Linked DNA regions of Mus musculus: regions 2, 3 and 4 are each linked to region 1. The links are chromatin loops, found by intact Hi-C in ENCODE. Cell type or tissue: left cerebral cortex. All regions are shown on one strand. Each heading gives the region's core, and the rest is flanking DNA. Links, peaks and the distances in the headings are about the cores only.

Region 1 (7,725 bases), core at 1,518-6,517:
TGTAGTGCGCACAGCAAAGGATGATGGCTGCCTGGGGTGGGGAGGGAGCTACTTAACTCATATACATTCAGTGCTATACATGATAAAGCCTCTCCAGTGTACAGCATTCTGTGCACTTAGGCCTATGCTATGAAAGAGCTCAGGCTGTAGCCCGGTGGAAGGTGGGAGACCCTAGGTTTGATCTCTAATACTGCCGAGGAAAAAAAAAGGTAAAACAGAACAAAAAGAAACATAATTTTAGTTCTCAGAGAATAAATACAAAGATTATATTTTTATAATTTGTTATGGGATATATCATGTTAAGTATTCATACGCACAAGGATACTTCGGAAGGGGATAGGTATGTCTTGACTGTGGTAACACACTCACGAAACTGTCCACATGTAAAATGTACATGTGTATTAATGTACATCAACTTAGAGAGAAACAACGTGGGGCAAAGCCTCTATTCCAGATTTTCTGACGCCACCATTACATGATAAAAAAGAGGAAACTGTCTCTACAAAGAGCAAACACTCCACACCACACACCTCCAGCTCCCAGCACATATGGTGACTTCTTTCTGCTTTTAGAATTCCAGAGGAGCAAAGCAATATAAAAGAAAGCAAAAACATTGCAAGACATCAGAGGGCTCTGTAGGTTTTGAAGCTGTAATTTCCCCTACAGACTCACAAGTTAAAGGCTTGGTCCCTAGGCCGTGGTGCTATTTGGGAAGGTGGCAGAAAGCTAGCTGGAGGAAGCAGGTTGCTGTCTATGTCGCTATCCCGGGTCCCTCCTTACTCTGCTCTGCTCCCTGGTGGCTCTGAGGCGAGCAGCTTCAGACACATGCCCCCAATGCTGGGATACTCTTACAGGCCTCAGGCTCAGAGCAATGGGTCCAACTAAAGGGCGGGGTTGGGAACTTTAAACCAAAACGCATTCTTCCTCCTTCTGAATGGTTTCTGCAGGCATTTGTCAGGGTTGAAGACTTTGACAGCCCATGTGATGTGCATTGTTTGGGATGTGGTTCAGTGGTGGGAGGAGCCCTGTTAACCCTCAGAACCACAAAAGGGGGTGGGAATGGGGCAGGCATGATACTTTAAGCAGGCCAGGATTTGTGAAGCCAAAGTAGAAAAGACTGAATTGAAAGTCAATCAATTTATAAATCATCTTGTGACTCCTCAGGAAAAAAAAAAGGGGGGGGGTCTAAGGAGCAAACTGTGTTTTTCCATCAGAACCCATAAAGAATGCCAAGTTTGCAGTCAGAGACTGGAAACAAAGCAGGTATATTATAGTCCATGGGGAGAAGCAAATCCCGCCTCTGGGTGCTTTCCCAGAGCCACTATTTAACTGGCTACAACTTCCTATGGCTTCACTCAAGTCCCACCCCTTCCTCCACAAGGACCTGGAATGGAACACAGGGACCTGCTCATGCTGGGAATCGTTCAACCAGAACTTTATCTCTCATTCTTTTCAAGAAATGGTTTTATCTCCACACTCCCCGCCTCAGCAGTCAAATCAGAAAGCACAGCCATCCTCACGTTTAACAACAGCTAATCTAAGATAGAGAGAAGTAAACTGACAGATGCCTCAAGACCACCGTCCCCTAGGTTTCACAACCAATTTGAATAGATTCTAAAGTTCCTTTATTTACTTACTTACTTACACGCACACAGAGTTAATTTTTAAAGGGGCAAAGAGGGGACTAAATAGATGGCACAGGTTTGCTTCCTAGTACCCATGTCTGGTGACTCACAACCACCTGTAACTCCAGCTCCAGTGACAAGGGACATCCACACCTCTGGCTTCCAAGGACACTGGCACTCACATACCCACAAACATATACATAACTAAAATAAATCTCTAAGAAATTAAATGGAACAGACATTTCTCTAAGAAGACATGCAAATATCCACCAAGAACATCAAAGGATGTTCTCAGTTGTCAGGCAAATGCAAATTTAAAAAAAAAATCACATTATGATATCACCTCACACCCACTAGGACAGCTATAATTAAAGACAGATAATAATCATTGTTTGTGAAGATGTAGAGAAACCAGAACTCACACACCATGTGAGGGGATGTCAAAAGGCTGGCAGTACCTCGAATGATTACATGCAGAATAACATATAATTTAGTAATTATACTCCTAGGTCTGCATCCATATAAATAATACTTGGCCACAGGAAGACTTATACACAAATGTCTGTAACAGTATTATGCCTAAGAGCCAAAGGAGAAAACAAACAAAATTCCATTTGAGGGTGGGCAGACAAAATGTGGTATGCTCACACACAGACTATCACCTTACGGTAAGAAGGAAGTCCTAGCCAGTGCTCCACTGTGAGTGACCCTTGGAACATGCTGAATGTAAGAAAGAAGACGACACCTGAGAGACAGAGGTGAGGCCACCAGGCTCCAGAGAGGACAGTGACAGCGAGGACTTTGAGGTTTCCCTCTGGGGTGCTAAAAGGTCCTGACACTGATTTGTTGGTTGTTCTACAAATCTGAATACACTAAAGCTTTGAAACGTACATTTCAAATGACTGGGCTGTGCAGATGTGGCTTCCGTGGGACTTTTTAAAAAGGAGGGATCATGGGGCCAGAGAGAAGGCTCGGTGGCTAAGAGTGCATTCAGCTCTTGCTGAGGGCCCAGACTGAGTTTCCAGCACCCACATGGGGCAGCTCACAGTCACCTATGTAGAATTCTGTCCCCAAGGAATATGGCTCCCCTTTCTGACCTCCATGGGCACACACATATGTACATAAAAGTAAAAATAAGGTCTTAGACAGGTGGTGATGGCGCATGCCTTTAATCCCAGCACTCAGGAGGCAGAGGCAGGTAAATCTCTGAGTTAGAGGCCAGAGAAAGTTCAGGATGGCCAGGACTACACAGAGAAACCTTGTATCAAAATAAAACAAAACAAAACAAAACAAAACAGAACTCAGTGATGAAGAGCACTTGTGCCTTCAGAGGACATGGGTTTGATTCCAGCATCCGTGTGCTGATTCACAACCATCTGTAACTGCAGTTCCTAGAGATCTATTCTTGTGAGCTCCTTGGACACCAAGCACACATATGGTACACATGCATATATGCAGGCAAAACACGCATAAAATAAGTCTAATAAAGAATTTAAAAATAAATTCTCTGTTAAAGGAGACAACAAAACCTAAACAATAATTATGCCGCACACTTACCTAGTTCTCCATTTTTGTTAAGGTTTAGTTCAGATTTCTTTAAAAAATATATTTTTATGTGTATGGGGGTTCTACCTACATGTATGTCTATGTTTCCTATGTGTGCCCAGTGACTGTGGATACCAGAGGATGCCGGATCCCTGGAACTGGAGTTATACTCAGCTGTGAGCCACCATGCACATGTTGAGAACCTGGGTCCTCTGCAAGAAGAGCAAGTGCTCTTAACCTCTGCGCTGATGAGACAGCCGCCTCTGTTTACAGGCGACACTCAGTTCTCAGGCAGAGGTCCCTTGTCTATCTTAAAATTCTTCACCCTATCTACGTTCCTACCAAGATTAGCTACCGGGTCTAGTGAGGACGCAGCTGCTGCTTAGATACTGAGAGGTGACTTCTAACAGTTTCTGTAGGATGATGTGTTCATTCCTCATTTGACTTCTCTATTTAAACAGAAATACTTCCCTGAATTAAATCTCTCTACTTCAGCTAAGGGTCAAGGTCTTGTGAAGAAACTTAAGTCTCTGCCTGCTTCTAAAGCACTTCCCTGCCCACCACACTGCCCAGCCACTGGAGACTACAGAAGACTATCTGGATCCTCCAGAGACACATACACTGCCTCGTGGGAGCTACAGACTGGTGGCACTACATTTTACCAGCAGGTGTCACTCTCGAGCTTTTGAGTCTCAAGTGCCAAACCAGAAAGAAAAGAAACAGAACAGCCAAGAGGGGAGCAGGGCTTGGGCAACAGTTTCCCTGCAAAGAGCAAAGAGAGAACAGAAACCCCTAAGTCATGTGACCTGGATTAACAGTTTACTGCGGTGGCTTTCTACTCCTAAACACCTTACTCCATCTTCATGGTCTAACCAAGAAAACCTTGAGACAAATGTCCACTGAACCTTGCTAGCAAACCCCAAAACTGTCAAAGGTTGTCAAAGACCAGGAAAACTTGAGAAACTGTTACAAGCAAAAACTGCCAAAGGGGTTATGTATGACCGATGTCCTGGTAGGGAGCCTGGAATGAAACACATCAGGCAAAATACTCACCTCGGAATAAAGTACCGAGTAAACAAAGCTTATCAAATGATGACGCCAGCTAGCCCATTAACTGGGACAAGCATTTCACATCTGTGCAGAATGTTAGCCATGAATGCAACTGGGTACTGAGTATGGGAAACCCTGTTCTCCTATTTTTACAATAACCCGAAAACTCTTCTGAAATAAAAAGCATATGTTTAAAAAAAATTACCACTAGCTGCCAATTTGGCCAAGTAGGATTCTATTTTAAGGTCTTGTTCCGACTGCTTTAAAATGGCTGCTTCTTTTTCAGGCACGTTCTTAAGTGACTGGAGGGCAGAAAAGTAAAGAAGCAGACTCAAAAGACCAGACAGGACTTAGGGTGGCAAAAGAGAAGTCTGGGGACAGCGGATTCCTGCGGGCCCCATTGCCTCCAGCCCTGTCCTGGCCACAGGGATCACCTTACCTCAAAACCCTACAAACATCCAGTATTCACTGCACACATAGCCATGGTGGGTGACAGAGGTGAGAAGGTGAAGATACGACTGGGAACTGGGCAGCCCCTGGGGTTAGTCAATCAAGGTCTTGTCAAAGGATAAATTGGCCTTTGAATAGTCATACGCTCTAAACTTTCCTAAAGTCTCCAAAGACAAGTAATAATTATCTTAACTTAAAGGCCTTGGAAAACTACCCAATGTATATTGATTATTAGGTCTTTAAAATTTTAGTTATCACCCATTTTAGAAGGGGGGGGCAGGGAGTTGTACGGGGTGGGTCCATTCACGTTGCTTCAGTACAGAGGAGTGAGTGGTTTTCTTGCTTGAGTTTTAAATAAAAAACTGTGGTTGTGAAGGGATGGTGTGCCAGATTCCTGTCCCCATTGGCCACAATCTGAAGCGTCGGCTTTGCCTTCTTGGTAGGCAGCCAAACCTCAAGAAGAATGTCTGCCAAGTGGGAAAAGCAGTTTTGGTCGGTGAGACTCACTTCCAAGCATCAATCTTTTTGCTTTTTGTTGTTGTTTGTTTTTCCAGACACTGTCTCGTACAGTAGCAGAGACTTGATGGAACTCATTATGTAGCCCAAGATGACCTTGAACTCACAGTAATACTCCTGCCTCTACCTCCTCAGTGCCAGAATTATAGATGTAAACCAGAATGCCCAGCTACCAAACTTCAGTCTTTTAAAGAGGTGGGGTATTGGGATATTTCCCTTTTCAAAAAAAATAAAGACAGACAGACAGAGACAGACAGAGACAGACAGTAATAATACAAGTGAAAATCAGAGCCAGGCACCATAGCTGTACACAGGGCTGAGGCAGGAGGATTGCCACAGGCTTGACGCTAACTTGGGTTAGATAGTGAGTTCTGGGCCAGCTTGAGAAATAAGATAATATCTTGTACTGGGAAAAAGAAACTTGAGCAGGGTGGTGTAATCCTGTAGTCCTAAATACTGAAGGAGCTAACGCTGCCTCCAAGTTCAAAGCTCTCCTAGGCTACAAAATGAGCTCAAGGCCAGCTTGAGTAGCTTAGTAAAACTCTGCCTCAAAGAGTAGGGGTCCAACTCGGTATAGAGCATATGAAGAGCAAGTATGAGTGCCCTGGTTTAACCCTCAGTACCACATAAGAGAGAGACAGACAGAGACAGAGGACAGATGGAGAGACAGAGACAGGGAGCGGGGAGATGGCTCAGGTAGTAAAAGATCTAACTGAAAAGCTCCATAGGCCAAGTTCAGTCTCTGGAACCCATGTGAGAAACTGTGTGCAGTGGTGCACATCTGCAACCCCAGCACTCCTGCAACTGAGATGGGAGGCAGAGGCAGGAGACTCACCACACGCACGCACCAGCAGCCGGGACTACAGGGAGCAGCAGAAATAAGAGAAACCATGCAACCAGGTGGAAAGCAAGAGCCAACTCCTGAAGTTGCACTCTGACTTCAAATGTGTGTTATGACATGCATGTGTGTGCAGAAACACACACAGACATATACACATGCACAAACATACACACACACATACATAAATAGTGTTTTGTATTTTTTTTCTTTTTTAAAGAAAGGAGGATGGGGGGATGGTATGGGGGACTTTTGGGATAGCATTGGAAATGTAATTGAGGAAAATACGTAATAAAAAATATTAAAAATTTTAAAAAAAAAGAAAGAAAGGAGGATGGGAGGAAAGAAAAAAGTAAAAATCCAGCCCACCTTACCTAGCAGGCTGGCAGTGCAGAGTAGAAGCTGAGAGTGTGAGACACTTCACCTCTATCTTGCATGCACTCTTGGTGAGTGCATTCAGTATAAAATGCTGAGTGAGCCCATCACTGCTAAGAACTGAGCACTACCCGTGTGGGTCTAACTCGGGAAAAGATAGAACAAGCAGCAGTGACTTACTACCTACGGGAATGAGATGAGTGGGCTGCGACTCTTCCAGTTTGTTCCTCAGCCAGTCGAAATCCTGGTATCGCCGACGAACAGAATATTCTGGCAAGTCAAACTCCACCCGTGTGCTCTGCAAGTAAGAAGAGAGAGGGGAGTGCACATGTGAGGAGGAGTGTTTTCTGGCCAGGGGAAGGAGACACACACTTTCAGAAATCAAATAAGGCGAAGACACCCCTCCTTCCGCCCATGCACAGCTGAATGGCAGTTTACCAGCAGGCTGCACAGTCAAGGAGCTAGGATGGAGCCTGACACAGTGGTGCTCGCCTTTAGTCCCAGTACTCAGGGGGCAGAGGCTGACAGATCTCTGAGTTCAAGGCCAGCCTGGTCTAAAAGGCAATTTCCAAGATAGCCAGGGCCACACAGAGAAACCCTTTGTCTTAAAAACCAATCGATCCATCCACCCATCAATAGGAGCTAGGAAACATAAGACCTTTGGTTTGGCTTGGGTTTTTGGGTTTTTGGGTTTTTTGCTTTTTTTTCTTTTTTTTTTTTTTTTGAGGGGGATGTTTTTTCCTGCCCTCAGGAAATGAAACTCAGTTATTCTTCAGAATTGTCTAGAACATTTGATTAATTTCCTCCAGCTTAACTCTGAAAGGGTTGTAGGTTTTTTTCCCTCCTGAATAATGTAATTTCACATACTGCTGAACCAACACAAATCGGCGAGGAGGAATGGTGTTTCCCTGTTGCACATGCTGACAAGCTTTGCTGAAGGGACCAGTCAAGCAGAGACCACAGAACACTGCTCCCTCGGCACACAGTCTAAGGCACTCAAGGCAGATGTGAAGGAAAGCTGCGAGTTCAACGATAGCCTGGCTAGCCTACATAGGGAGTCCCAGGCCAGGAAGGCTACATAGTCAGACAAAAACAAAAACAAAGGGAAAAGAAAAAGGGAAGGAAGGGAGGGAGGGAGGGAGGGAGGGAGGGAGGGAGGGAGGGAGGGAGGAAGGAAGGAAGGAAGGAAGGAAGGAAGGAAGGAAGGAAGGAAGGAAGGAAGGAAGGAAGGAAGACATTTTGCTTCAACTACCATATTCTGCCAGAACAATGACCTTGATAGCATACTACATGTTAGATCTAGATGAGGCAATATCTAGAAAAAAG
Region 2 (7,725 bases), core at 1,223-6,222, 62 kb after region 1:
ATATAAATAAAATAACTAAATCTTTATAAAAAAAAAAAGTGGAGTGTTACTGAAGAAGACCAAGGATGACCACACAGAGACACAATTAGACAGACAGACACACACACACACATATACACATCAAATGACAAAGTAGTGGAATATCTCCAGTGAATATTCATTGCTTCCTTCTTGCCCAATACACTCTTCTCTCTGGTAACAGAAACATTCTTCTTTAATGTTTCCTCTTCTCTCTCTCTCTCTCTCTCTCTCTCTCTCTCTCTCTCTCTCTGTGTGTGTGTGTGTGTGTGTGTGTGTGTCACTGGGAAGTCACGCACAGGGTCTCATGCACAACGGTAAGGTCTCCACTGAGCTATTCTCCCATCCCAGTTGACTTTGGAAGTCATCTTCTGCCTGCCTGATCATGGAGGTGCTTCTAAAATATTAGTAATATCCAATGTCTTAACATGTAGGGTTAGGAGCATGAACGTTGATCTATCCCTCCACTGACAAAAGTAATGTCTAACTCTTCACATTCCACAGGCACATTTCTAGATATACTTAATTTGTATCTAGAAATTTCACTTTGTAAAGTCCCTCAAGCCAAAGGTAGCTGGATTCTAGCTAGCTCTGCCTGATCAGTCACAAGCATGGGTGTGGGTATCCGACCCAATTCCAGCCAAGACAGAGCTTTGCCGAAACTATCAGAAAGAGGGACCCTTGTTGCAAGTGTCAGATTCCCAACATCATCAGCACCTATCCTAGCCATGCCTAAAGCCAAAAGTATCTGGGTCCCTTCAATAGCAAAGCTTGTACACTTTCCTAAGGCCAGCTTGCTTTTTTGTTTTGTTTTATGCTCTTTTAAAAGAATCTTAACTAGGGGCTAACAAAATGGCTCAGCAGGTAAAAAGCACTTGGCACTGATTCTGCCAGCCGATAGCCAGAATTCGATCCTCAGGAGCCCACTTAAGAAAGCCTGGTGTCTCTCACCTGGTGTCATCACAGCACCTCCAGATAGGGGGTGGAGGTGAGGGTGGAGACAGGAGAATGGCCCAGAAGCTCACAGCCCAGCCAGCCTGGATTAAGTAGCACCACAGAAACAAGAAACCCTGCCTCAAAGAGGCAAGGGAGAAGGGACTCAAAAAGTCGTTCTTTGATCTCATGCACACAAGTGCGTCCACATACATCAGTGGAAAAAAGATTAACAATCATAGCTAGGCGTGGGGATCCACACCTTTAATCCCTAACACTAGGAGGCAGAGGCAGGGAGTTCAAGACCAGCCCAGCAGATCTACATAGCAAGAACCTGTCTCAAAATAAAAAAATAAGCCGGGCGTGGTGGTGCACACCTTTAATCCCAGCACTCCGGAGGCAGAGGCAGGCGGATTTCTGAGTTCAAGGCCAGCCTGGTCTACAGAGTGAGCTCCAGGACAGCCAGGGCTATACAGAGAAACCCTGTCTCGAAAAAAACCAAAAATAAATAAATAAATAAATAAAAGAATGATGAACATACATGTCTGTGTGTGCAGTGTGGGGGCCAGAGGTTAACAGCGGATGTCCTCAGTCACGGTCCCCACCACTATGGTTTCCAGCTTCCAGATCACAGAGATCCACCAGTCTCGGCCTCCAGAGTATTGGAATTACAGGTGTGCACCAGTACATCCAGCAAGCTCCAACTTGTTTTTTGAGACAGTCTCTTGCTGAACCTGGAGTTCACCAGTTCAGCTAGACTGGCTGTGTGTCAGAAAGATCATCCTGTCCTGTTCCCAGAGTCACTGATGTGTGCAACTGTCCTTTATATGGATGCAGGAGACCCGAGTTCAAGTCCCCATGCTTGCACTGCAGGCACTTTCTGAGCAGAGCCATCTGCTCATCCCCAAACCCCATTCATTCCCTTGCTGGCCTTGAACTCTCCACCAAGGATGATCTTAAACTCCTGCTCCTGCCTCCCCTCCCAGTGTAGCACAGTGTGGGTGCCACAGTTGTATACTGCCATCATGCCCTGCTCATCTCTGGTGGGGTCTGAACTCCAGCCTAGGACAAGCTAGGCAAGCTCTCAGCCATCCAAGTGGCCCCACGCTGCCCCTTGGAGGCACGCTTCATTCTTTCTGTTCATCCAGAAAAGAGTTGTTCTAGGAACCAAGATTATTTACTAAAGCTTCAAAATCCCCATTCTCAGAATCTTCAAGGTTCTGCAGCAGGTATTGTAGAAGGAAGGTAGCAGGGCAGGAAGGGGACTTCGGGACCACTGGCTGATGGGAACCGGACTTGGGTAGGCCTTTATGAGAATTTGAGACTTGAATAGGCTTAAGGAAATGAGGGAAGTGGCAAGTGGATGAATGTCAGGTGGAGGGCACAATGGAGAGAGGCCTGAAGAAGGCAAGCTGAGTCAGGAATCGCCTGATTCTGTGGGCCTGGAAGGACCCTGGGGAGCACTGGCCTTCACTCTGCCTGCCATGAGGACAGTACAAGGTCTTGAGCAGGAAGAAGTCAAGACTGCACTCGCAGACGGCTGAGAACTGGCTCTGTGATCCACTATATTAGCACGTTTTATTTAAATATGGAATTATTATTATTATTATTATTACTACTTGGGGTTTTGGTGGTGGTGGTTTGTTTTAAGACAGGGTCTCCTGGCTATTCAGTCTTGAATTCACTGTATAGCACTGGGTTTAAAAGTTAAAGGTTTAGGAGGCTAGAAGAGATGGCTCAGCAGTTAAAAGCACTGGCTGCTCTTCTACAGGACCTGGGTTCAGTCCCCAGCACCCACATGGGCAGCTCACAACTGTTTGCAACTCCAGTTCCAGGGAATCTGACATCTTCACACAGACATACATGCAGGAAAAACGCCAATGCACATACAGTATGTAATTTTTTAGAAAGTTAAAGGTTTAAAGAAAAGCTATCAAAGATGACAGGGTAAGATCTGGATTTCCCAAACTCAATGATTGAAATGTAAAAGAAAGCAACACCTCGGTGGCAGGAAGGTCAGGAAGTAGGTGGTGAAGAAGGTGGAGGTGTGTGGAGAAGTCCTAACTGAGGACTGGAGGCTGAGAGGAGTCAAGTATTCAGTTTCAGAATGAACACGCAGGCAGGAGGCTGAATCACAGAGACACTGCTCAGAAGACATGGACAAAGGTAAAACAGCCCAGAAATAGGTCAAGTGGTTTTATTTACATTTTAACTGGAGGGGGAAAATGAAGGGATACATAGCCTGGTGGGTTTGGGTAGCATCAGAAGGACACACCCATCCAGCCCTCAGTAGACAAGAATTCTTCCCACTGCACTGCGATTTGGACAGTGTGAGAAGGAGGTGGATGGAGCACCCACCACACTTTCCTACACCCAGAACAAAAAAGGCCATTCGGAAGTGTCAGCTACACTGCTAGCTAGCAACGCCATCTGAAGCCAGAGAAAGCAACTCCCTTCTGGGCAATAACCTGACACTGTCTCCAGCCTGCCAACGCCTTCATGCCCCTCACCCCCCCAGAGCCAACCCTAAATCCTTGTCTGGGATGAAACCCCAATGTCTAAAGAGGCAGGGAAAAAGGCCTCTTCTCACAAGACTGAACACAGCACCTGATGCTACCTCCTGCCCTCCACGGGCACTTATGATACCTAAACAAGGTGAGGGTGGGCAAGGGAGCTCCCCCCAAACTGTCCTCATTTCTGCAGCTGGCTGGCATCTCTTTCCTAATATTTGGGAGGGGTTGGAGAGATGGCTCAGCAGTTTAAGAACTTCCTACTCGTCCAGAGGAACTGAGTTCAGCCTCCTTCTCAGGAGGCCCACGGAGCTTGTAACTCCAACTCCAGGCAAACCAACACCCCCTTCTGGCCTCTGAAGGACCTGCACACACCCTGTATCCATTCACACAGAAGCACACACCCAGACACATACACGTACAAAATAAGTCTTGTTTTAAAAATTGTATGAGGATACATGTAATAAGAGAATGCTACTCGCAATCGGAGAGAAACTAGAAGTCTTAGCCTCTGAGGAAAAGTGGCTGACTGTAAATTGGGCCCTGGAGGCTTGGGTCATTTAGATGCTCTCCACAGTTGTTAGGATATGTATTAAATTAATGTTAAATAATTAATAATAGTGCCTTCAAGACTCTCAAAGAATAGATCCTGTGAAGGAGACCATACATAATCAGGCAAGGGCCTTACTGCCAGCCAACCAGATCTTAGTGGGACAGAGCATTTACCTTCTACTAACTAGTAAACTGGCCACACTTCTGAATTAACTATCCAAGACTGGACCACAAGGAAATATTCAAATATTCAAAACAGCTTTATGTGAAGCAAGGGATATAGCCCAGTGGTAGAGCACGTGCCACGGGTTCAATTCATAACACACACACACACACACACACACATATGCACACACATGCACGCACACGCACGCACGCACGCACGCGCACGGTAGACTAGAAGCCAGGCTCCAAGATGGCCTCAGTGATCTCCATTTCCTGGTATTCTCTAGGATTCATACCCTCTTCCCACACTGTGTCAGTGTCCCTCTATAAGCAACAGAATCCAGCAGAGGTATGTCACTTTGAGGATCAATATTTATAGGGATGGCTGGAGCATGGGGCTGTCTTGGATCATCTTTTCTACTGTGGCCTGTGAAGAACCATGGGAGTGAGCCTAGAAGTGACGTTAGAGTACTCCCAACCCAGCCTTCAGATGATGGCAGCATCCTGTAGGTCTTACTCAGAACCTCCCAGCTTCCTGACTCACAGACAGCATTTTCGGGTGCTAAATTCTGAAGTGATTTCTTACACAGCAGTAAGGAAATAATTCAATTTCCTTCAGAGAACTGAGAATTAACCTTAGTTCCCATTCTACATCCATTCAAAATCAATGTCTCTGCTAATAATAAGAAAAAAATTATCATTCAGGCATTCAATGATCACTCTTTGAATGTCAAACATAAGGGAGGGTTTGCAAGCTGCCTATGTTTTCACATAATCTTAAAATCTATAAAAAGCAATGACCACAGAGGTACCAGTGTGAACGCAAGAACATATTTTGAGCTGTTCAATGTATCCATTTCATTAGTTTAGGCTTTATAAATCCCTATCACTTCCCGGTCATTCTGAGAGCTTAGGCCCAGCAAGTCACACTCTCCCATAGGAAATGTTACCTCCCACATGCCTTTCCCATCTAAGAGAAGAAGTAAAGTTAAGTCTCCCAATTCCACTCATTCCATTAATACTACGGAAAGGAAGAATTCATTTACTATTTTAATAGGAGGAAGAGACCCTGATCTCAAGTGCTAAGAACAATTGGAATGTCTGCAACTCGTGACTAAGTGGCAGCAGGAGCGCAGATACAATCGCTGCTCAAAATCCTGGTCACAGCTGAAATGGAGATGGGGGCGGGGAGGGGGGAGATGCAGTCTCTTCCTCCTCCCCACGGGACTTTGCTGTCTCTCAAAGCAGCAGGAGAGTATAGCAAAACGACCAAGAGCCTCCCTCTGCACAAAGAAGGTCAAAGGGCGAGCTTGCTTTCCGTCAACCACAAAACCAGCCACTGCCAAACCTAATCAATGTGGTTCGCTATAAGAGGTGAATGAAGCCCTAGACAGAAAACCAGAGACTCTCCTCTAGCCGCCGCTGAGGTCGGAGTCAGGTGACTCCTGGGGCAAACAGCAAACCTAAACAAAGATCACTCCCCACATGACCGACTGGGGAGAAGATGAGCAAGGCTGCTCAGACCCACCCCGGAAAACCATTAGCCATTAACTCTTGCTTTTTTTTTTTGCAGTCCGGGGAAACTGGAGGCGCCAACAAGTTATTCCTATTCTGCAGCTCCTCTTCAAGGAATGCACCTAGAGGGGTGAGGGACCTCATTCTCGGGACACAGAGGCGAAGTACCGCAGCACACGCCCCGGGTCCCCACATGCTTGCTGCAACCCGAACCCCTCCCCACCAGCTGTCACCCGCGCTCGGGGCCACTCTCAGCCAGGGAAAACACATGCCCTCTGGCCGCTTAGCCTGCAGCTGCGACCCCGCGGGGGCAGTGAGAGGACAGGCTTTGGCCAAGGGCTGTTGGGGCCAAAGCACGCCTAACCTCCGGGAAAGGGGCGCCAGGATGAGCGCGGCCCAGTGTCAGGGGTGGTCCTGGATCCATCCTCCTCCCGCTCCGCCCCAGGAGTCCCCAGCCCCAAGCGCCCCACCTTGTCACCGAAGCTGCGGGCCATCAGTAGGTCCGGGCTGGGCGTGCTGTCGCCTCCCACGGCCTCCTCGCTGCTGGAGCCGGCTAGCGGGTGCGGCATGTCGCGCAAGGACTGGGGCCCCGTGGACGGCAGGGCCTTGGGGGGCCCGCCCGCCATGGCGCGCAGCGCTCGGGACCCGGGCCGCCGCTTACTCCCGCAGCTCTCCGCCCCACTCGGCCCGAGGCCCTGCACTAGCTGGTGGTGGCAGCCTCCGCCCGATGCTTCTCCTGCCCGCGAGGCTGAGCTTTCCCGAGCGTTACACCACAGCTCCGTGGGCTAAGCCGCGCCAAACCCCAGCACCTCCGACCCTGCGCCCTGCTAGCAGCGCCACGCCGCCCACGGCTCTCAGCCCCGCCCCCGCGGAGCCTCTGCCCGCCGGGAGGGAGGGCGGGACGCAGGGTGGGGCGGAGCTTGAAGGAGGAGGCGGCCCGCCCCGCCCACCTCCCGGCAGGAAGTGCGCCCACTGGCAGCTTCGCTGGGGGCTCAGAAAGCATCAGTGTGAGTTAGGATCTTCCAGCCACACTGCACACGCAGAAAGAAATAAAAATGTGGAGCGTGTCTTAGTATCGTAAAGGGTTACGTGGCTCAGAGGAACTAGAGAACATCCAGTAGAAAAACTAGAAGGACATTTAAAGAGGCAGTGTGGTATGTCTTCAACTCCACACTGAAGTCCCCATACCGACTGGCTTCTGCAGCTAAGCGGGGTTTATGTAAGGCGAAACCTCAGAAGCATGAGCATCCGTAAATAGCGTGTGCTACAAATGATTTACGGTCCTGACGTGCACACTTAGCCAACCAGGTCTGCAAGAACCGTGAGGTCCTAGTTGTTTTTCACGCATTGATGGTTCCTATACTGGCCTCGGGCCGAACTGAATTCTCCAGAGCTTTTATTCGCTGCCATGGTGGAGATAGACTGGGCTTTACTTCCAGCTCTTTAAAGTATATCATTGTCCCCTTTTCCACTTACCTGTCACTGGCGCTTCAGTCTCGAAGGTCAAGTTAGAGGGTCATCTGCCCATCTAGCAAACACGTAAATACTGTGTGGGGCTCACTGTGAAGAAAGACATTTTTTCCAGTCCTTGAACTTCTTAGGTTTGTCCAGTTTTCCTGTTAAAAAATGGTGACAGGTTTTAACATTGGGATTCACAAAGGTCTCTCTCTATCTGTCACACTTTCTCTAAAAACAAAACATGTAGAATGCAGAATTGAAACCAACCCAAAATAACTACCAGAGTCTCATTTAACTTCAGTGGCCCCCTTCTGACGTAGTCCAAAGAGTTGAGCCCTTAGTACAGTATCCATTGTCTTTTATCTCCTCCAGAGCAGTCTGCCTTGGTTGGGAAAATAATATTGAAAGGGCACTAAACAGCAATTTTAAATGCTGTATCTGCCTCATGGGAGTGCTAGGGTCTGATCTCCTGAGTTGGGCAAAATTGTCACTTCATTTATATCTAGGAGCTGCCTAAAACTATTGCATACCCTATTATCTTCATTAAAGTAAACAATACAAATATAACTAGAAA
Region 3 (7,725 bases), core at 1,251-6,250, 84 kb after region 1:
GAACCCAACCATAAAATGATCTTGTTACTACTTCAGAACTGTAATTTTGCTGCTGTTAGGAATCATAATGTAGATATCTGATACGCAGATTATTTGATATGCAACCTCTGTGAAAGGGTTGGTTGATCCCCAAAGCGGCTTTGACTCACAGGTTGAGAACCATTGCTTTAGATAATGACGTTTTGGAAATCTGAATACGAAGTAGCAGGATATTCTGAGTTGTCTAGATGATCATGATTTTACTGACTAATGAAATGGGTTGTCAGTCCTTTATTTACATAAGGTTAAGAAATTATGGGGCTGCAAACACCGCAAACAACTGCTGAGGGAGGAGACCTCTTGAGCTGTGTGCAAGCCGTGCAAAGGGCTTCCCTGACTGCAGCTTCTGAGTTGTCACCTGTGTTGGGATGGACTTTTGGTAAAAACCCCTCACTTGAGTCATCCCTAGTCCTGTAAGTAACCACAACAAAGATGCATTGGTTCACCAAGTTTAACTTTGGTAGAACTGTTATTTCCCTGTGTTACATGTTCCCTAGTTGGGTGAGCAGATGTATGGTCCATTTTATGTCTCACATACAACATTCTCTGACTCCACATGGTTCACTGTGGCATGTGTGCACTCACACACATACAATAAATAAATAAATGTATGTGATAAAAATGTAAAGGAAATCAGGACAGAATTACAACTAGGAAGTTCAATGGCTTTTTGATTTTGGTGGTGGTTAAGTGCATAAACCACACTCAATACTGAAAGTGGAGAATTTAAAGTGAAGTGTCACAGCTTCCATTTCTAGTGCCGATGCTACCTGTATATAACTCCATTAAGTTGCATAGACTTTAGGTCTGGTTAATATTGGTGTGTGGATTTTTTTTATTTATTTGCAAGGATTTTAAAAAAATAATATAGTTTGCCCCAAAAAGGAGGTCGGTCATTTAGCTGGCCAGAACTATCGTTCTGTAATAGATTTGCCTTACATCTACAAAGGGTCAATGCCAAGTACTGTCGAAAGAAAAGGAGGGAGGGATAAAGGAGGGAGAGAGGATGACCAAATATGTCAGCTTAGACTTCTGTATGCTATAAGGAATTAACAGAAGACAGAGGTGGGATTTGTGGTTTGTTTGTTTTTTAAGTTCATATGGATCTCTGGGAGCCAAGGGCAAGAATACAGATGCAGGCTTAGATTCTGCACTTCTACATATTTACTTTACTTTATTTTTGGCAGTACTGGGGATTAAGCCCAGGGCCTTGTGCCTGCTAGGTAAGTACTCTGCCACTCAGCTCTGACTCCAGCACCTGTCTAAATATTTAAAGGTCATAAATCAAGCTCATATAAAGCTGTGCCTGGAAAAGGACTGAAAGGTGATATGAAGACAACTGCTACTGGTCATATCTGGATAATCTTGATATTTAATTCACAACAAAATAAATATATACATACATACATAGTTTATAAATTATTTTAAGTATATATAATAAAAGAGTTTGTCTTTTTATCAACAAAATAACTATTTGTATTATAATAATAAAATTATGTGTTGTTTTTTATAAAAGCCATTGCCCATTGATGATGGAAGTTGGACAGCTCTTGTACAACTATACATCTTAAGTAGTTTTTAAATCATTTTAGTTTGGAGAAAATATTTGCTCCAGTATGGAAACAACTGAAACTTCTAATTAAATAACTTTAAGCAGTGTGTAGTTTCAGAAATGAGAGGGTGTGGGGTTAGAGAGATGGCTCAGTGGCTAAGAGCACTGTGTGTTCCTACAGAGGACCACAGTTGGGGTTCCAGCACCTACATGTCTGCTAACAGTTGTCTGTCATGCCAGTTCCAGGGGATTTGATGTTCTCTTCTGGCCTCTGCAGGCAGACATGCAGGCAAAACACCAATACACATGCAATAAATCTTTTTAATGATAGGTTGGGGTGTAGCTTAGTTGGTAGAGTGCTTGCCTACTGTCTTAGTCAGGGTTTCTATTCCTGCACAGACATCATGACCAAGAAGCAAGTTGGGGAGGAAAGGGTTTATTCGGCTTACACTTCCACACTGCTGTTCATCACCAAAGGAAGTCAGGACTGGAACTCAAACAGGTCAGGGAGCAGGAGCTGATGCAGAGGCCATGGAGGGATGTTCTTTTCTGGCTTGCCTCACCTGGCTTGCTCAGCCTGCTCTCTTATAGAACCCAAGACTACCAGCCCAGAGATGGCACCACCCACAAGGGGCCTTTCCCCCTTGATCAGTAATTGAGAAAATGCCTTACAGCTGGATCTCATGGAGGCATTTCCTCAACTGAAGCTCCTTTCTCTGTGCTAACTCCAGCTGTGTCAAGTTGACACAAAACTAGTCAGTACACCTACCAAGCATGAGACCCCTGTGTCACATAAATCTAGTATGGTGGTCCCACCTGTGATCCCAGGACCTGGCAGATAAAATCAGAAAGATCGTAAAGTCAAGGTCCTCCTCCACTACATACGGAATTCAGAAGGAAAGAAGGAAGGAAGGAAGGAAGGAAGGAAGGAAGGAAGGAAGGAAGGAAGGAAGGGAGTTGCACTGAAGTTTTTTTTTATGACATATGTGTTGCATATTATATTAAAGCATTTACTCGAGGCTACCATAATACAATATCATTGTTTAGGTATCAGACTCTTGTGCCTCAGTTCTAGGTATTAGAAAGTTCAAGCTCAAGACGCCACAAGGTAGGTTTCATTCTGGAGCATCTTCTCCTGGCAAGTAGCTGGCCCCTCATGCACGACCCCCTCATGTTTGCTTTGGGAGAGAGCCAACAAGCTTTCCAGGCTGGCCTCACACTCAGAGATTCCCCGCTTTTGCTGGGATTAAGGCTGTGTGCTACCAATATGCCAGGCAAAAGTATCTTACGGAGACAAGACACATCATTTTGCTTGTGTTTTTCCAGTGCCTTACACAGCACGTGAGTCATTAGATGTTTGTTGAATGAATGAGTGAGTTTCAGCCTTTCTCTTCTGGAGCGTTGAACTGAGGGCCTCAAGCCTTAGGCAAGCACCCTGGGGCTAATGGTCATCTCCAGCTCCACATGCCAACTTTAACTGGACTTAAATTAAACATTAGTCAACACCGCACCTGCCTGGCATCCTTCCTGGCACTTGGAGAATACTGAAATACTGGAAACTTGGTTCTCTAGAGGCACTCAAATTATAAATAGGTGTTAGGAAATCATACGTTGGCAATCACGCAGCCATTCCACAGGAAACCTAGTGCAGTTCAGAAAGCCCTCTAAATAACCCATGGAAAACACCAGGGTTCAATAGAGCCAATAACGAGGCGGGCTTCAGTCTAATTACAAATTATCACACATTAAAGAATGGAGGATGCATGGCAGCTAGTAGCATATAGCCATGTATCTACTTTCCTTGTCTTCATGCAAAGCAGGAGATGTTCAAGTCCAACCACATATTATCACACAGCCAGGCATGGGGATGCAGAGAGAGAGTAAAAAGTTTGGATACCAGTACCCACTTACAGGTATAATCCTTAGGCGACCAACATCCAATACCTTCACCATCAATTCCAAACTATTCATCTTTCCTTATCTGGTAAAACTGTCAGTTCTCTCATACTGTCCCGTGCTCCGCTCTTTGCTGCCATCTACCGGACAGATCGATGAGTGCCTCCCCCGCCTCGCTGCCCCTCTCTCTCATCAAACCTGCTAGCTATCTTTGTAGAGAAAATATCTTGAAGATAATTCATTCTAAAGGAATCAGGCCATTTTCTCTTACCTAGATGATCCTCTTCCAAGGCTAACAATATCCCAAAAACCAACCAAGCAGACAAACAGCAACAACAACAACAACAACAACAACAACAAAACACTTGCTGCTCTCCCAGAGGACCCAGGTTTCCACCTGTACATTCAAACACATAAAATTAAAACAAACAAACAAACAAAGAGATACCTCTAATCAATGGTTCATACATCCTAGGCCTAGCTCCTCTGGAAGCTGAGTCAGTAGTAGTACTTAAGCCCACGTGCTTGAGAATAGCCTGCGTGACATAATAAGAGAAAGGAGAAAGAAAAGAGAATGCACAAATAGTCTCCTGGGTGGTTCTATGGTTCAGGCTCCTTTTGGTTATACAAGTTCACAATACCTCCCTCCCCTTGTTTTTGAGACAGGGTCTCCCTATGCAGCCCTGACTGGCCTATAGAAGTTCCAAGAACTCTCAAGGAGAAAACAAAATGATTTCAAGGGTTACTAGTCACAAAAATCAAAGGCAAAACAATTGGCCATGAGTAAAATTTATCTTTCTGCTGATCATGTTCCCCCTTTTTAGTCATACTGAACTGGTCAGGGAACTACGAATTGTTTTAGAGGAACTTTCTTCCACTCCTTAAACAATGTTCTTTTAGAATGCCCACTATTTTAATGTGTTATTATTTTAACTACTGTGTAGGCAGTTATAATAGTAAGATGTATGTATTCACGAGGTCATGATCAGGGGAGTAAACATTTTCAGCTGTTAACCCTTTTATTTCCCCCGTTTGGGAATTAAAGAGATTCCTGTGCCCTGGTTCTTGCACTGACTACTTGCGCAACAGGAAAAAAAAAATTCTCCTAAGAATAGAGATCTTATTTATTTTTTAAGTCAGCCTCGGCCTCACCAGGACCTTTTAACTGAAAGAATTTGTTAGGATTTTAAAGCTTGAATAAAGCTGTGTTTTCCCAGCAGATCACAGAAGAGACTCAAACTTTATTACCAACATGCTTTATATTTTCATTAGTTACTGGAACTGGATGTGAAGGCTCAGGCCTGTAAGTGCCAGCATTCAGGAAGTTGAGACAGGAGTTTTCCCATCTGCAGCCTGGGCTACAAAGTGAGTTCAAGGACAGCCTCTGTGTATCAAAACCCTGTCTCAACGGGGGTGGGGTGGGGTGGGGAATCACAATGAGCTGGTTCCAGAGGAATCCCTAATACTTTGACCCTTTAATGCAGTTCCTCACGTTGTGGTGACTCCAGACATAAGATTATTTTCTCTGCTGTTTCATAACTGTAATTTTGCTTCTGTTATGAATCATAGTGTAAATATCTGATATGAAGGATACCTTATATGTTATCCCTGTACACAAGTTGAAAACTGCTATTCTAGGGCAAAGACAATATTCAGAAGTTAAGAATTTGGTAGAGTTTTGGGGTTTTAGCTCAGCTCATTGCTGGATACAATGTAGTAACACCTCTGCTTCCCATATACAAATCACAGGAAGGCATAAACTAATGTAGAGCAAGCACCTAGCACGTGGAAAACATGCAACAATTTTTTTTTTCTGTGAACTAAGTAAATCTTTGGTATTGAACTTACTGTTTCAGTCCTGGACTGTGCATTGTAAACATTAGCAAACATCAATTATTATTTTAGAAATAAGGTTTAAGTAGTCAATACTGACCTTAAACTTGCTATGTTCCTTGTTCAAGCTACATACCTTGGACAAAAGATCCTCTTCCCACTAAATTCCCAAGGCTGGATTAAGAAGTATACACTACCATGCCCAATTTTATGTGGTGTGAGGTATCAAATTCAGGGCCTCCTGTGTCCTAGACAAGGACTCTACCAATTTAGCTACATCTCCAACATCCCAAATATTAATTAAGAGCACAGGTGCAAGTTGTGGAGAGTGGTTGATAATCACAGAACAAATACACCTTAAAACATATTTATGTCTTTTGCATTTCTGTTTATTTGTTTGTTTGTTTGCAAATAGGGTTTCTCTGGGTAGCCCTGGCTGTCCTGGAACTCGCTTTGAAGGTTGGCCTTGAATTCATAGAGCTATGCCTGGCTCTGCCCCCCCCCCCCCCCCCCCACGCCACCACCGCCTGGCAAACGCTTTTACGTCTTAAGGTAAACGTCTGGATTTAGCGTGAGGCTATGCAGCATAGGGTAACTTCCAGTAGCATCTTGGTGTGGCGTTCACTCTTTTGTTTGTTTGCTTTTGAGTCGGGGGTTTCTCTGTGTAATCCTGACTGTCCTGGAGTTTGCTATGCAGACCTGGATGGCCTCAAACTTCGAGAGATCCGAGATCCGTCTCTGCCTCCAAGAGTGCTGGGATCAAAAGCATGCCTCACTGCTCTCAGCCGACACTTTCATTTTTAAAATTCAGATTATGCACACTAGTGAAAACTTGTACCTATTTAGTGCTCACCTTGTGTATAATTATTGACTCAGACGGTAAACAACAAAAATATTCCTGGGATGGTTGTTAAAACCTGAAAGTGTGCTCAACCTCCCTCTGAAGCTCTACTGAAGTGGATTAACATCAGGGTTAAATAAATCCTGACAGACAGACAGACAGACAGACAGACAGACAGACAGACAGACAGCTAATCTCCTGCAAACCTGAAGGGGAAAAAAAAAGAATCAATTTAGGTGCTAGGGACCCTGCTCTATTCCTGCCAATCAGCGTTTGGCTCCGCCCCCAATTGTACGGCCTGCATCTCCCGTGAGCCTCTTCGACTGTCATTCTTCGGAAGGGAAACCCTTTCCGGCCGAAGAAACGCTTAAACTACGAATCACTTGGGGTAGCGTCCGTTGCGTCCAGTCGATAGGCGGGACTTCCGCTTCCAGGGGGCCCGTCAGTCAGGAGGCGGAAGTTGGTGCCGGCGGGAAGGTTGTAGCGCGGTGCATTGCTGCACTCTCGCCGGGTTCTGCGTGGGCGCGCCCCCCTGCACGGCTGCGACCGGACAGCGAGCTTTCTCCAGGCTCCTCGCATTCCGGGTAAGTAAAAAGGACTGGTGACGCCAAGAGAAGGGTGGCCCGAACGCTGGCCACGGGGCAGCGGCCTCGCGCGGCATAGTGTGCGAGGGTTTCTCACTTCCCGTTGGGTTTCGCCCACCCCGCGCGCGGGCGGGGACTCCTGGGTCACCCTGACCCTTTCTCAGGGTGGCCTTGATAGCCTTCGGTACGAGCTCGGCTTCGCCCATGCCGTGCTCCAGCCCCAGCCGTGGGAGACGCGAGTCCTTTCCACCCGGCATCTGCTTAGAGCTCGTGTCTTCGCTCAACAATAGTTCTCTACTTCCGCAATCCCGTTCGCGCCTTGTTTTGTTTTGAGTCAGGGTCGGGCTGTGTAGCCCTGGTTGGCCGGGTACTCGGGGTTCTTCTGCCTCATCTTCCAGAGGGCTGGAATTACCGCTATGCGCGGTCACGTTTTTAAAGAGCACATTTGTTAAATTAGTTTTCCTTCCCCCGCCCCCTCCATCCCCAATCCCGTGTGATTACTTGAATGAAACTCAAGGGTCGAGGAGTTTGTCTTGTGATTCCGGCGTGGCCAAATGCAAAACTTTTATTTCTAAACTTAGAGATGAGCAGGCTTGGGGTTGGAGAGGTGGCTCAGCCGGTAAGAGCACTTGCCCAAGCATTAGGGTCTGTGTTGGAATCTCCCGGCATCCATGGCCGAAGACAGACACCTGCACCCCAGAGCTGAGGGAAGGCAGAGACGGAGGATCGGTGAGGGTGGCAGCCTAGCTCCGGGCTCAGTGAGAGACCCTGTTTTCAAGGGAAGAAGGTAGAGAGTGATAGCACAAGGCATCTGATGCCTTTTCCTGCCCTGCTCACACATGCACCACACACACAAAGGAACCAGGAGTCCAGGTTTCCTTACTAGTTTTGTGACTGTTGGCCTCCACGTACATAAAAATGCTCATTAAAAAACATTTTTGGGGACACATCTTACACAATATATGGCGCAGAGTAGATAC
Region 4 (7,725 bases), core at 1,324-6,323, 240 kb after region 1:
GTTACTTTCTTCTAGGTATAAAAATATTTCTGATGTTCTACCTGCCCCTTTGTTCTCTGCATGATTTTGAAGTGTGTAAAATATATTTCTGAAATACACTGCTGTTGTCAGCAACAGTTTCTTCAGCTAACAGCATCTCTAGTATGAGATACCAAGATCTCCCAACTGCTTCAAGTGTAAGACTTTGCAAAACAAATGAACAGTGCTGGGGAGCTCGCCTTTCTCCAGAGAAGCCTGTTAAAATGGTGTTGGCACTGGATACAAAGTAAAATCCCCAAATTTGCATTTTCACTACTTTTGCTTTCTTGACCTTTATTTGAATTTGAGACTAAGCTTTACCAAACAACAGAATTTACACAGTCGCTAGCCAACCACAGTCCTCATTATGGAATCTATGCAGTACATTTGTTTCCTAGGAAACCGACCAGAGCACAGACAGAGTGCAATTTCAGACTAGCCAAAGAATTCTCCAATCATGCTGGTAAATAAAGTCCATAAATCAACTAATCAGAAGCAAACTCAAGAAGTATCACAGAGCAACTAAGCTCTGTGGAAACTTAAATCAGGAGGGGACGGGGCAGGGGGTGGGGTGGGAGAGAAACCTGTGGGGCTTCTTCCAGTACTATGTAGAACCCTCAAGTAAATATTATGAGCAGGTTTCTTTATAAACACAAACTGTCATAAAATAAACTGTTCCAAATAAATGGCTTCTCTCCAATCTTCAGCTTCTTTATTTGACAGTATTTAGGAGGGAAAGCTTCTTCAGAGCCAGCCTCATACATCTGGTACCAGGACATTAATCCAAGAATGAATTCTGCATGTCAGCAAGCAGCACGGGCTTGTGCTCTCAGTGCAGAATGACAAGACCTACAATGAGCAGCTCCTATCACACCTCTCACCAGGCCACAGAGAAGGGGGTGCGTGGGGGGAAGGATGGAGTGGGGGGGGGACGGTATGGGGGGGGGCTGGGGACAATACAGGCAGGACATGGACACAGTCACGACCAAAAGTCATCATAGGAAAGAACAAGTCATAGGAAAAAGACAAGATGAAAATTCACAGGTCTCTAAAGAGCAAATCTGTTACCTCACAGTTTTCTATTTTATTACACTAGTACCAAGCATAAAAGTACTGAAAAAGCCTGTAGACTTTTAAGTCTCCCAGATTTAACTGAGGACAGCTTAGTGTTGCTTAGGAAAACAACAACAACAACAACAAAAAAAAAAAACCAGCTAAATGGCAACTTCATTTTAAAGGCTAGTTGACACAAATTTTCTGCAAGGAGCATTTACTTGTTGTAAGGTTAAAAAAAATCAGGACAAAAATTAATTTATATGCCTTCAGACACCAACTGACTATATATATATATATATATATATATACACACACACACACACACACATATATAGCTACTCTGGAATGCTTCTGATTACACCATTATTAGTAATACAGAAAAAAATTAGTATTGACACACCAGTCAAAAAGAAATGAAAAGGCAAGGTATTATCTCTCAGGCAGCACAGATACAGGCACAAGGTGCCAGCACACCCTGGCACTGTTAACTTCTCCCCCACTTCACAGAGAAGCTTTGTTAGTCTTATCGCTGCCACTGACGGTCTAATAAATACATAAACAAGCAATTCAGCTTGCTAGCCTGTCTTCTTTAGTATTTCAACCAGTGCCAAAGAGCTGCAACTCTGACGCTGTTCTAGAACTCTCTGTTCCTGATAACAACAAACCCAATTCACGACTCCTCTTTAAGCTTTCTATAAGAGAGGCTGGAAAGGTTTAGGCCAGAGTGGACCAGAGCTACACACTAAGCTCTGTCCCTTTGTATAGTTTAAATCCATTTACCCAATCTAGACCGGAAGTCACAACAAAACCTGATCAACTATGGTAGAGGAAACTGCTTCTAGATATTCTAGATATCAAGTGTGTATAAATGTATATAGTCTGATAACTTATAAAAATTCGGTATACAATATCATTAATCTAATGTAACTGGGGCAAGAATCTAGGGTAAATTTTCCTCTCACAAAAAAGTCACTATTTTAAGCATATTAAATTCTTTTATGAAAAAAATAGGGTACTTGAATAAAAGTACATTGAATTGTATTTTTTCTTAAAATTTTAACAACTTAATAGAAATTTAAGGAGCTTTCATACCATAGTATTTTTCCCTTCAAATTTAGATTTTCTTTTTAAAGGAATCTTCCATTTTCTCCAAATGGCTGTTTAGTGCTCCTCAAAACTATTAAAAACAAAAACCATTTCCCGGTAACAGTCAGACTTATGTATGTCAATATGAATTCTCACAGTAGACAAAAATAAAGTTTCTAAAAGTGAGGAACAAACAGATTAACATAGTGCATAACCCAATACCTACATAGAAACGTGAGTCTGTGAAATGAATTTTATGAATGCTTAATGTACTTCATTTATTATTTGATCATTTATGAACACATAGCAACTGTTCACGAAGTAAGCCAGCTAATCAAATAAGAAAAAACAGAGCTACTACCTTCCACCTTTCAAAACACTATATCTAACGTACAACAACCCTACCCTTGGTTTGTACGCATGTAAGGAATAAATGTATCATGTAAAATAAGGAAATACCGCTGGGAAAAATCACTTCTAACATCACGTTCTCTTCATATGCTATGAAAAAAAAAAAAATCTCCTATCTTAAAACGGAAAACAAAGGTTTTAGCCTGCATGGAAAGACTATCATTGTTTTACTCTCTAATGCAAGCCCTACCATAAAAGCTGTCACTACATGACACTCCAATTAACTGTTTAGTAGGTAGACTACTCTATCGGTGATAATCCTAAGGACCACAAGAAAAAACTTTACTCCACAACTTCAAAACAATTTCTTTAAAAATATTAAAAAAAAAAAAAATCAGCCATGTTCGATTTTCTCCATTTAAGTCACTGCCTGACCTTTAACATTTTAAATTAAAGTCAGCCGTAAGAAAACCACAAACATTTTTTGTTTGTCTGTTTGTTTGTTTGTTTGTTTCATCTGATGTGTTTGTTGCTGGTCAGCTCAACCTCCTCTCTCCAGGACACTAGGTTTCTTGATCTATTTGATAACAAACCCAAATCACTGTGCGCAGCCTCAGATTGGGGGGAGCTTTTGGGAGAAAGCCCTCCTCCGTTAGAAACAATAAATAAGGGAGCAAAGCGCCGCACGTTCCTTTACACGCCCCACACGCACCTCCCGGTACCTCCGGACAACCAAGCTAGTCCGGCAGAGCCCCGAGGTGTCTCAGACTCTGCAACTAGCTAGGCAGACCGTTCCTCCTCCGTCCCGCCCTCCTGCCCAGCTCGGGGGACGCCGGCGCACCGACAGTCCCCGCCAAGACGCCGCCGGCCGCGAACCGGTGCGCGCCCCGCTCTGCGCCCGCAGACCCCTCCGCCCCTAGCGCCCTCCCGCCTCGCTGGCCCGGAGCAGACAAAAGGAAGGTTCTGAGGGTCACGGCGCGGCCGCCCACACACAAAGAGGCCCCGCGCCCGCGTGCTCCCCAGCCCCGCGCGGGCTCTCACCCACCTGCAGGTGTCTGTGCGTCTGTCCATAGGAACGCGGGCGGTGGGGCCTGCGGGAGCCCGGCGGCCCGAGCTGGACGGGGAGGGACGGCGGGACGGAGGGCGGCAGCACCACAGCCGGAGGCCCCGGGGCCGGAGTCGGTGAACCGGGAAGGGCGCCCCACGGGCTGCGCGGCGGGTGACGGCGGTGGTGCGATGAGAGGGGGGGGCGCAGGCGCCAGCCTGGCTCGGCCACCGGCGCGCGCCGCTCCGTGCGCCCCGGGCTCCGCGCGCCCGGCTTGGAGCGCGGGGGCGGGGCCGCGCGGGGCGGGGCCGGAGAGGGGCGGGGCGGGGGCTCGGACCCCAGCTTCAGCCGGCACCGGAAGCGCTCCTCAGGCGGCGGGACCTACAGGAAGTGTGTAGCGACGCCCGCGGAAGGCGCTCGACCCGCGGCGCTCGCTGCCCTGAGGGGGCGCGGGCCAAGCTCCTGTCAGCGACGCGAGCAGCCCGGAGCCGGCCGAGCTCGGCCCCCGTCGCTCCGACAGGTACAGAACCCACGCACGGTCTGTGCCACTTTCCACGCGTGTCCGCTGTCCTGGCCTCCGCGCACTTCAGCCTAAACACTTGAAGTAAGCAGAGCTTGATCGCGTTAGAGGTGTGTGACACCTCAGACAGAGTTGTGCCGGGTGGCCTGGGACCCGCAGTGTACTTACTCCATAGTGTCCTAATGTCCCACCGCATCGCATCCACACACACATCTAATAAACTGGAGTTCCCAGGGAAAAAAATAAAGAATAGTGCAAGGTGTTAAAGATTCTACACGCCTTAATAATTTATTTATTGCCTACCCATCAAACTTAATACCCTCATGACCTTAGGAAACTCTTTAATATGTCTTTTTTAGCAGTGGCTAAAAAAGTGGTTAAGAGCACTGGCTGCTCTTCCAGAACACCAAGTTGATTCCCGGCAGTATCTCACAACAGTCTGGAGTTCAGTCCCCGCGGTACGACAGAGCGGTGCAGACGTACATGCTGGCAAAACGACCACTAATAATAATAGTAGTAGTAATAGTAAAAAGAAGGAAGAAATGTATTGTCAGCTGACCTCTAGCTTCCACTGATTCAAAAGCTACAAATCTCATCAGTACCTGAAACTTGTAAATTTGGCCCACTTTGCTGTAATCCACCAACCTGCAGGCCTTGCCATTTGGTAATTGCCTTGATTTTATGACTTCCTTTTTTCTGTAAATAATAATAATAATAATAATAAAAGCTAATGTAACTACTTCCACAGTGGAGCATGTCTTCCAGGGTAATCTGAATCCATGTTGCTGGCCATCATTTGTATTTGGCTCAAGAGTAGACTCACTGAGCTCAGAGCTGTACTTTGGCATCTACACATTCATCCCACCCCAGGAGTGGGGCCGTTGTAACAGCTAAAACTCTCAGAGGTGCTCTGATACACAAGGCACTAAAAGCTACCTACACAGCATGGCACCACTGAGACAAGGCTGTGTGTTTAAAAACCCCTTTCATAGCACCTCCCAGATATGTCTGTGCCAAGCACTTAGTAAGTTGTTAATTCAGTTAGTCCTAGGAACGCTACAAAACTGGTGCTACTAACATTACTATTCTATAGAAAATTTGATACAAAATGTAATTTTTTTTATGTGTGTGGGGGTTGTTCTGCTTGCATGGATATCTCTGTGCCAGAGATGCCCTCGGTGCCTTCCCAGGCCAGTAGAGGGTGTCAAATGTCCTGGAACTGTAATTCCAGATGGGTGTGAGCTCCCTCCCGGGTGTTGGGAATCAAACCCAGGTCCTCTGGAAGAGCAACTACTGAGCCATCTCTCCAGCCTCACATTTTCAGGTACCTACTGAGAAGTGATATTGCAGTTCATAAGATGGTTGTAGTTTTAGTTTTCAGAAACTGAGGCTTAGAGAAACTAAGAAATCTTGAGAACATAGTTTGTTATTGGAGCTCAGAGTCATCCACTGCTTCCAGGCTCCCTTTTCTCCTCACAGCACTGAGCCCTTTCCAAACCATGTCTAATGGTAGAAAGTCAGACTTAGAAATAACCTGATTAGCCTTAGGTACTATCCACATCTTGGTCTTACCCCTCCTGTGATAAGAAATCTCAATCATTCCTAGGTGAGAAATGAGAATGTGACAGATTGTAAATATAATTAGGCAGTGGTGACACACTTTTAACCCGGGCACTTGAGAGGCAGAGGCTAGCTACTGAGTTCCAGGATACCCAGGGCTACACAGAGAAACCCTGTTTCAAAAAAAACATTAAAAAATAAAAAGATTTAATATATTTAACATAACTATATACTAAAAGTGATTAAGAAACTAAATTTTATATTCTACTTTTGCCACAATTAACTGTATGTATTTGCTATTAAAAATGGTCATTCTATATACCAGTTTGTCGAACTTGTAGATTCCTTATCTGCAAAACAAGCAACAAGAAACCAAGCAATGAAAAGAAACTGCTACTGAAAACATTGTAAAACAGATATCTTTAGCTGTCTCATGGTGCTGGATAGTTTTATGTCAACTTCACACAAGCTGGGGTTGTCTAAGAGGAGGTAGCCTCAATTGAGATAATGCTTCCATAAGACCTGGCTGTAGGCAAGCTTGTAAGAAATGTTCTTAATTAGTGATTGATGTGGGAAGGTCCTGCCTACTATGGTGGTACCATCCCTGCTCTGGTGGTCCCAGGTTCTGGAGGAAAGCAGGCTGAACAAGCCACGGGGAGCAAGCCAGAAAGTATCACTCCTCCATGACATCTGCATCAGCTCCTGCCTCCGGATTCCTGCCCTGTGTGAGTTCCTGTCCTGACTTCCTTTAATAATAAACTGTGATGTGGAAATATAAGCCAAATTTAAGTGCCTTACTCCCCATCTTGCTTTTGGTGTTTCATCACAGCAGTAGTAACTCTAAATAAGACACTACTGGAAAGAGTTATTAAATAGAAAGGTGGTCCTGGTTAAACACCTCAGTGCCTCAACTGAGGCTGTTGATGAACCAGATTGTCTTGAGCAAAATCAGATTAAATTGGTTCCACCAGGGCCTACAACTAAGCCTTGAACTACTTCCATCCCTGGCTGGTGAAGTTCCAATATTCTGTCTGCGAAAAATAAATCTTTGGTGGAGGAGCTTTTAAAAATAAAATTTAATACGTAGTATCTGGCATCACATATGATAAGAAAAAAAATCCAAAATGAAAAAGACGACAGTCCAAACATATAAATATGTCCCAGATGTCCTGGTCAATAGACCCTTAGAATAGCTGTGATTAATATGATCAAGTCATACATGACAGAATGGAGGATTTTAGTATACATTAGGATTTTAAAATAACCAAATAGAGCCCACTGGGGACATATAAACCAAGACCACAATAGGGTAGTTTGAATATGCTTGGCCCAAAGAGAGGCACTATTTGAAGATGTGGCCTTGTTGGGGTAGGTTTGTCACTGTGGGTTTTAATACCTTAGTCCTAGCTGCCTGGAAGCCAGTCTTCTCTTAGCAACCTTCAGCTGAAGATGTAGAACTCTCAGATCCTCCTGTTCCATGCCTGCCAGGGCTGCTATGTCCCTACCTTGATGATGATGGACTGAACCTCTGAACCTGTAAGCCAGCCCCAATTAAATGTTATCCTTATAAGAGTTACCATGATCATGGTGTCTATTCACAGTGATAAAACCCTAACTAAGACAAAAGTTGGTACCAGGAGTGGGGTAGTGCTCTTATAGGCCTGATTATGCCTTTGTTTGGCAGAATGTGGATTTGGGAACTTTGAATTTGGAAAGCAGTGGAATCCTTTAAGTGGGGCTTAACAGGCTATCCTAGTAGGAATATGGAAGACTTTGTTGCTGAGAGTGATTTAAACTGGGCAGACAAGGCAATGAAGTTTCAGTGAAGAATTTCAGTATGTGGAATAGAGACTGTTTTTCTAGTATTTTGGCGAAGAATGTGACTGCTTTCTGCCATTGGCCAAAGAGTCTGCCTGAGACTAAGGTGAAGAGATTTAGATTAACTACTTTGAAAAAGGAAGCCTCAAAACAGCTTGTTATAAATTCTGTCACAAGATTACTAAAGTTCACTCTTATGAAGAACATTTTAATGAAAAGGAGCAAGCTGAGAAAGGAAAAATACATATGGTTTAAGTATTAAAGGGACACT

The links. Peaks named below come from ENCODE experiments on the same cell type or tissue, not always from the same donor. Only the 100,000 strongest peaks of a DNase experiment are listed, where the experiment ranks them.
Region 2: a loop joins it to region 1, with 5 times the contacts of the local background. A loop is called at or near these places in 12 of 42 quality-filtered maps.
Region 3: it touches region 1 in a loop (11-fold over the local background); 23 of 42 quality-filtered maps call a loop at or near these places.
Region 4: it touches region 1 in a loop (4-fold over the local background); 17 of 42 quality-filtered maps call a loop at or near these places.

The regions. Positions count from the first base shown.
Region 1 is chr4:59,867,210-59,874,934 of GRCm38, reverse strand. It overlaps Snx30 (sorting nexin family member 30), which reads right to left. Exons shown (of 9, transcript NM_172468.2): 3 at 6,587-6,697. Among named protein-coding and RNA genes, the nearest start is that of Slc46a2, 44 kb to the left of the region's middle. In left cerebral cortex, for the core only: a CTCF peak has its summit at 3,833 (motif pointing right); DNase peaks (open chromatin) are centred at 3,840, 4,451 and 5,102; H3K27ac peaks cover 504 bases.
Region 2 is chr4:59,804,664-59,812,388 of GRCm38, reverse strand. It overlaps Snx30 (sorting nexin family member 30), which reads right to left and starts at 6,739. Exons shown (of 9, transcript NM_172468.2): 1 at 6,164-6,739. The coding sequence starts at 6,319. In left cerebral cortex, for the core only: a CTCF peak has its summit at 3,815 (motif pointing left); DNase peaks (open chromatin) are centred at 5,142, 5,389, 5,586, 5,980 and 2 more places; H3K4me3 peaks cover 1,616 bases; H3K27ac peaks cover 1,508 bases.
Region 3 is chr4:59,782,748-59,790,472 of GRCm38, reverse strand. It overlaps Inip (INTS3 and NABP interacting protein), which reads left to right and starts at 6,618. Exons shown (of 5, transcript NM_001013577.1): 1 at 6,618-6,745. In left cerebral cortex, for the core only: a CTCF peak has its summit at 3,628 (motif pointing left); DNase peaks (open chromatin) are centred at 3,631, 4,016 and 6,012.
Region 4 is chr4:59,622,323-59,630,047 of GRCm38, reverse strand. E130308A19Rik (RIKEN cDNA E130308A19 gene) reads right to left here and starts at 3,837. Exons shown (of 4, transcript NM_001015681.2): 1 at 3,557-3,837. In left cerebral cortex, for the core only: CTCF peaks have their summits at 3,691 and 4,008; DNase peaks (open chromatin) are centred at 3,296 and 3,822; H3K4me3 peaks cover 2,148 bases; H3K27ac peaks cover 1,224 bases.